2 separate regions of the Homo sapiens genome follow, and region 2 is linked to region 1. A link is a contact called in ENCODE Hi-C or POLR2A ChIA-PET data. All regions are on one chromosome and are shown on one strand. The core of a region is the stretch at or near the end of the contact, and the rest is flanking DNA. Distances in the headings are between cores, read along the strand shown. Region 1 holds the start of IFNAR1 (interferon alpha and beta receptor subunit 1). Region 2 has its middle 20 kb from the start of IFNGR2.

Evidence for each region. Hi-C counts contacts between places; a loop is a spot of excess contacts on that map. ChIA-PET counts read pairs that join two places held with the same protein, here RNA polymerase II (POLR2A). Pooled maps may share reads with other maps.
Region 2: a map of B cell shows a loop between it and region 1 (12-fold over the local background). The contact joins the enhancer-like site here to the promoter of IFNAR1 in region 1. A Hi-C loop is called at or near these places in 13 of 168 maps with a recorded cell type or tissue (B cell, CD4-positive, alpha-beta memory T cell, CD8-positive, alpha-beta T cell and 8 more), 26 of 37 single-sample maps with no recorded cell type and 25 of 50 pooled maps. POLR2A ChIA-PET finds 5 or more read pairs at or near these places in 24 of 52 experiments (A673, B cell, CD4-positive, alpha-beta T cell and 19 more).

Annotation. Positions count from the first base shown.
Region 1 is chr21:33,323,697-33,326,715 of GRCh38, reverse strand. It overlaps IFNAR1 (interferon alpha and beta receptor subunit 1), which reads right to left and starts at 1,746. Exons shown (of 11, transcript NM_000629.3): 1 at 1,585-1,746. The coding sequence starts at 1,660. RefSeq lists cis regulatory regions at 1,757, 1,814-1,823, 2,314, enhancers at 918-1,819, 2,053-2,102, 2,323-2,532, 1,820-2,722 and promoters at 1,735-2,405, 1,759-3,019.
Region 2 is chr21:33,381,904-33,385,031 of GRCh38, reverse strand. No RefSeq gene overlaps it. Among named protein-coding and RNA genes, the nearest start is that of IFNGR2, 20 kb to the left of the region's middle. RefSeq lists enhancers at 1,555-1,849, 1,667-2,026. Within about 2 kb of position 1,816, at least 37 of the 41 ENCODE cell types and tissues checked have a DNase peak (open chromatin) inside an H3K27ac peak, as active enhancers do; they include B cell, CD4-positive, alpha-beta T cell, CD8-positive, alpha-beta T cell and 6 more, where a contact is called at or near this core.

The sequences.
Region 1 (3,019 bases), core at 497-2,996:
CACCCTCTTCCAAACGAATGGCTGTTACTAGCATTATGCTTCAGCCAAATCCCCAAGGAAGGATAAAAAGACTCAGCCATCTGCGAAGGGCTACCCTGACAGATCATTCATAAGTCAATTCTTTGCTGGTCTCCCATAAACAAGGGGATGCCAACTGTAACTTCAGGTCTACAACCTAAGTCTAGTTCCTAAAACTAAAGTCTAAAACATAAATAGATCGGGCGTGGTGGCTCACACCTGTAATCCCAGCACTTTGGGAGGCTGAAGTGGATTGTTTGAGGTCAGGAGTTCGAGACCAGCCTGGCCAACATGGCAAAACCCCATCTCTACTAGAAATACAAAAAATAGCCGGATGTGGTGGCGTGCACCTGTAATTCCAGCTACTCAAGAGGCTGAGGCAGGAGAATCGCCTGAACCTGGGAGGCAGAGGTTGCAGTGAGCTGAGATCACGCCTCTGCACACCAGCCTGGGCAACAGGCTGTCTCAAAAAAAAAAAAAAAAAAGTATAAATAAAAATGTCTTCCCATATTTTGGACAGTTTTCTTAGTCTTGGGTCCTAGAATTGCATTTACTAGTTTAAAAAGTATGACTATTTTTATGACTTCTGAAAGACTGAGCAACATTACAATCTCATTGAGATAACATTTCATTGAGTTTTGAACATGATTATTTCTTTGGGAAAAAAGTAGGTAGTTAAGTAAACCAAAAATAAAATTCTAAGCCCCCCAACAATGTGAATGGACCTCTCCTCTCAACAAATGGCATTCCAAAGTTAATCTGAAAAACTAGTTCAGGCCTTCCACACTGACCATGTCAATTACAAGCTTATCTTCTCAGGTGCAAAACAAAGTCAAGACTCCATCTACCCAGAGGCATCTGCATAACTGACTCCCTTTACTCTCTTTTTCTCTTCAAGACACTCATGGTATCTTAAAATACAGATTTCTTGGGCACTAACTAAATTCTCACAGAACTATTTGCCTTACTGCCTTCCTGCCCCACCTCCTGAAAACCTCTGGAAAACCAGTCACAGACGTGTTTGTGGCTCACGTTTTTCCCGGATGCGCCCTGAAGCAGGCTTAGTAAACCTCGAGAACTGACAATTATGCTTCAGTCACTCCGACTGTCATTTTTTATTGGCCTGTATGAATCCTGAGGGCAGAGAAATCCTGGCCACACTTAGCTCACTCCCCCGTGGGACTGGGCGCCTATTCACCAGATTGAGGAAATGCATTTCGGGAAATGTTTTGTTTATTATCAAACAGACCAGCGGAGCCGCGGTACTTTCCCGGAAAGAATCAAACTCGACACAAAGCTCTGGCACCGCCATTTCACGGGGGTGGGACCCGGGCGCTCCCGAGGACCCGTACACGGCCACAGGCAAGCGGCAAGAGAGGACCCAGAACACCACTTTCTCCTGGTTGATTTGCGAGCCCAGGTCGGGTTTAATCTTTGGCGCGGCAAAGTGGACCGAAGGTTTCCCAGACTGGGCGTCTGTCGCCCCCAACAGCATCGCCGCCCCCGTAGCCCAGCTGCGTGCCCTACCTCCCGCCCTGCGCCAAGACTCTCCTCCCCGCCTCTCACCTGCGGCTGCGGACAACACCCATGGCGCCACGGCGACGAGCACTAGGGTCGTCGCGCCCAGGAGGACGACCATCATCTGGGAGCCGCCGCAGATCCCACCAGTTACATGTTCGCGCACGCGCAGCTCCTCTCAGCCGCCATCGCCCCGTCCTAAGTCACACCGCCCCTCTGCACACGCGCTGCCCCTCTTAGCTCTCACCGCCCCTCTACGCACGCGCCGCCTCTTCTGACACACACACCGCCCCTCCGCGCACGCGCCGTTCCTCCACGCACGCGCCTTTCCTCCTAGCTAGCACCCCTTCTCCAAGCTCCCATTGCCCCATCCTAATTGCAGCACCCCTGTGCGCGCGCGCCTTAGAAATCGCAGGCCTCCTGCATTCTCTTCTTCCTCACTCTTTCCGGCCTATGGCCGGTCTGGAGCACTTCACCATCGCATTCCAGGACGACTCCCCCTCACAGGAGGCCTTGACCTTCACAGGATCGCGGCACACACCTGCGCAGACCCAGCGACTTTGGAGTTCCCGCGTCTCTTCCCCATGTCTGCAGTCGGAGGGCGCGGGTGGGCTCCTGGTCGCGGCCCGGCGCTCTTCGTCCTCGCCCTTCTCCGCCCGGGGCGCTTGCTGACCCTAGAGTCTTGGACAGTGGCGTTGGGAGTCCCCAGCGGCCTGGGAACCAGATGAGGCTGGAAGGAGGAAGTGGCTGAGCGACCAGACCGTTGCTGTGTGCAGAGCGAGAGCGGGGCAGAGGCGGTCGAGCGCTCGTTTTCCGGGCGACTTGGCTGAGGGGCGAGATGGTCCCTTGGAGAGAACAGCCACGGGCCCTGGGCCGAGGGGCTCCAAACAGCAGTCGCTAGGCTGTTTTGGTCGTCGGGCTTTATCAGTAAACAATTCGAGCCCATGGTTCGAATGATTATTTAATTAAATTCCTCAGTAATAGATCCAGTGCATTGTGAAAATATGCGAAATAAAATTTAAATGATGAGATAAAATAAGGAATCAAATACTTCGTTGTTATAACAACCAAGCAATTAATTAGCAATTACATAATTAAATGAATGTTTGTAAAGAACAATGCAATGGAATATATATGTATTCCATCTATATATTCCATCTCTATATTCCATCTATATATTCCATCTCTATATCCCATCACTATATTCCATCTCTATATCCCATCTCTATATTCCATCTCTATATCCCATCTCTATATTCCATCTCTATATCCCATCTCTATATCCCATCTCTATATTCCATCTCTATATTCCATATCTATTCCATCTCTATATTCCATATCTATTCCATCTCTATATTCCATATCTATTCCATCTCTATATCCCATCTCTATATTCCATCACTATATCCCATCTCTATATCCCATCTCTATATCCCATCTCTATATCCCATCTCTATATCCCATCTCTATATCCCATCTCTAT
Region 2 (3,128 bases), core at 567-3,066, 58 kb before region 1:
TTACCAGTGGTTAAAGTCCTTCGAATTCTTCACTCTTGACAGAGAAGACAAAGGACCTGTGGTTATTATGTTATAACCACACAGTATCAAAGGTTACTTAGCTAAGTGTGAAAGTAACAGTAAGCGCCGCGAACATCAAGGAAACTCAGGAAACTCTTCCTCGAAGCCTTTTGATGACATTCAGCGCTGCATAAAAATCACAGATTCCTCTCAGCTCATATGCACAGGATGCCCAGAAATAAGACTCTGTGGAATGGATTTTCTTGGTACATTCTAAGGTTCATAGAAGAATAATTAGAAGTTCTCGATCAGTTATTTAAAGGGAAGAGAGCCTTTTACTGAGGTCCAGGGTGGTCTAGGTGCACCCTGTTTCTTTCTGGAAACAAATACATAGAAACAGCTCAACTGACTTCTCATTAATAACTGTTTATAGAGAATTGATGAGGCAGCCGGGCACGGTGGCTCACACTTGAAATCCCAGCACTTTGGGAGGCCAAAGTGGGAGGATCACTTGAGATCAGGGGTTTGAGATCAGGCTGGACAATATGGTGAAACCCTGTCTCTACTAAAAATACAAAAATTAGCCAGGTGTGGTGGCGCATGCTTGTAGTCACAACTACTTGAGAGGCTGAGGCAGGAGAATCACTTGAACCCAGGAGGCGGAGGTTGCAGTGAGCCAAGATTGCACCATTGCACTCCAGCCTGGGTGACAAGAGTGAAACTAGGTCTCAAAAACAAACAAACAAACCAACCAACAAACAAAAAACCCAAAAAACAAAACTAGGATGATAGGCTGGGCGTGATGGCTCAAGCCTGTAATCCCAGCACTTTGAGAAGCCGAGGAAGGAGGATTGCTTGAGGCCAGGAGTTTGAGACCAGTCTGGGCAATGTAGTAAGACCTCCCTCTCTAAAAAAAAAAAAAAAAAAAAAAAAAAAAAAAAAAAAAAAATTTAGCCATGCATGGTGGTGCACACCTGCAGTCCCAGCTACTCAGAAGGCTGAAGCATGTGAATCGCTTGAGCCCAGGAGGTGGAGGTTGCAGTGAGCCGAGATCATGCCACTGCACTCCAGCCGGGGTGACAGAGCAAGACTCTGTCTCGAAGAAAAAGAAAAAAAAATTGATGCTGAGTAAAAAAAGCCAGTCGCAAAGGACTACATATTGTATGGTTCCATTACTATGAATTGTTCAGTAAAGGCAAATCCATAGAGACAAAAGGTACATTGGTGGTTGTCAGAGGCTGGGGGCGGGGGTGAGGGAGTAGGGTGTGGCTGCTTGATGGGGACACAGTTTCCTTTTGGGGAAGTGAAAATATTTTGGAACGAGATACAGGTGGTGCTTGCACAACAGTGTGAATGTACCAAATGCCTCTGAATCGTACACTTTAAAATGGTTAATTTATGTTATGTGAATTTTACCTCAATCACTGAAAGAAAAAAAAACGCCAAAATGACATCCGGCCCTGCCCCCTTGCTCAATTCCGTGTCCTTCCCTTCATGGATTTGTTACTCGCTTGTCTTGCAGGCGAGGACAAGTCACGACTGCTGTTCAGTTTGCTGATCTCTGAAATGGCAACCCTGATGCTTGTAGACGGGTTAACCCCCTAGCAGGACACAGTGAGGGTTGGTTTCCTGTGTCCTCCTCGCAGTCTGGGTCACGTGGCGCTTCCTGTGGCTCACTGCCTCTGACTTTTCAATCAACTTTGTGGCTAAAGCACCATGCACTGTGCTTTGCATGGTCCGGACTGTCTGGTTTGTCAGCGACTCAGGGGCTTTTCCAGATGCGGGACTTTCAGTGCTGAAACTGGGAAAGCCCAGGGTAAACCAGGATGAGTCAGCGGCCCTGCCTCGTGCTCTGGATAAGTAAGGTGTGCAGAGGTCAAGGCTACAGCTCTCTCCCCAGAGGGGATCTTCCCTCACTTTCAGCACAGTCAGAGGAGGGGGCTCCCGTGTGCCAGGGGAGGAGGCTGGATCTGAAGGTGGGTGGAGCCGGGACAGTACTAGATTAGGGGCTGCCAGCAGTTTCTCCTTTTGTTTCGTTTGCTAGTTTTTGAGACAGCATCTTGCTCTGTTATCCAGGCTGGAGTGCAGTGGCACCATCACCGCTCACTGCAGCCTCAACCTTCCAGGCTTAAGTGATCCTCCCACCTCAGCCTCCTGACTAGCTGAGACTACAGGCACGCACCACCATGCCCAGCTAATCTTTTTGTATTTTTTTGGAAAGATAGGTTTGCCCAGGGTGGTCTCAAACTCCTGGGCTCAAGCGATCCGCCTGCCTCAGCCTCCCATAGTGCTGGGAATACAGGCATGAGCCATCACAGCTCGGCCTGATTTCTCCTTTTGGAGTGAAAACTGGAATTTTCTTTGAGGTCCTTTTTGAAGTCAAGGGCTAACGTCATGAGTGGCCTGTTAGGTGACATAGATGACCAACAACCAGTGATGACCAACAACCAGTGATGACCAACAACCTGAAAATGATGCTGATGGTGGTGGTGGGAGCTTGGCAGGATGGTTTTGGCTGGATAAGGGCCTGGGCTTAGTAGCATTTGTGGGTGAAATTAGGGCATGCCTCAACTTGGGTTATGTAAAGGGATCAGCAAATCTACCGAGATGCCACGGAGACTCTGAGAAGAGCGACTGGGCCTCTCTGCTCTTTCCTTCTTCCCTTCTTTTCTTTTCCTTTCTTTTCTTTTCCTTTCTTCTTTTTCTGTTCTTTACTTTTCTTTTTCCTTCCTTCCTTCCTTCCTTCCTCCCTCCCTTTCTTCTTTTCTTTCTTTCTTTTTTTTTTTTGAGACAGGGTCTCTGCCGCCCAGGCAGGAGTGTAGTAGCACAATCTCGGCTCACTGCAACCTCCACCTCCCAGGTTCAAGCAATTCTCCTGCCTCAGCCTCCCGAGTAGCTGGGATTACAGGTGCCCGCCACCATGCTCGGCTAATTTTTTTGTATTTTTAGTAGAGACAGAGTTTCACCATGTTGGGCAGGCTGGTCTTGAACTCCTGACCTCAGGTGATCCACTCACCTCAGCCTCCCAAAGTGCTGGGATTACAGACATGAGCCACCACACCTGGCCTCTGCTCTTTCTTTGAAGTTCAATGTCACTGGAGGACATCTGATGGATTGAGGGGTGAGGA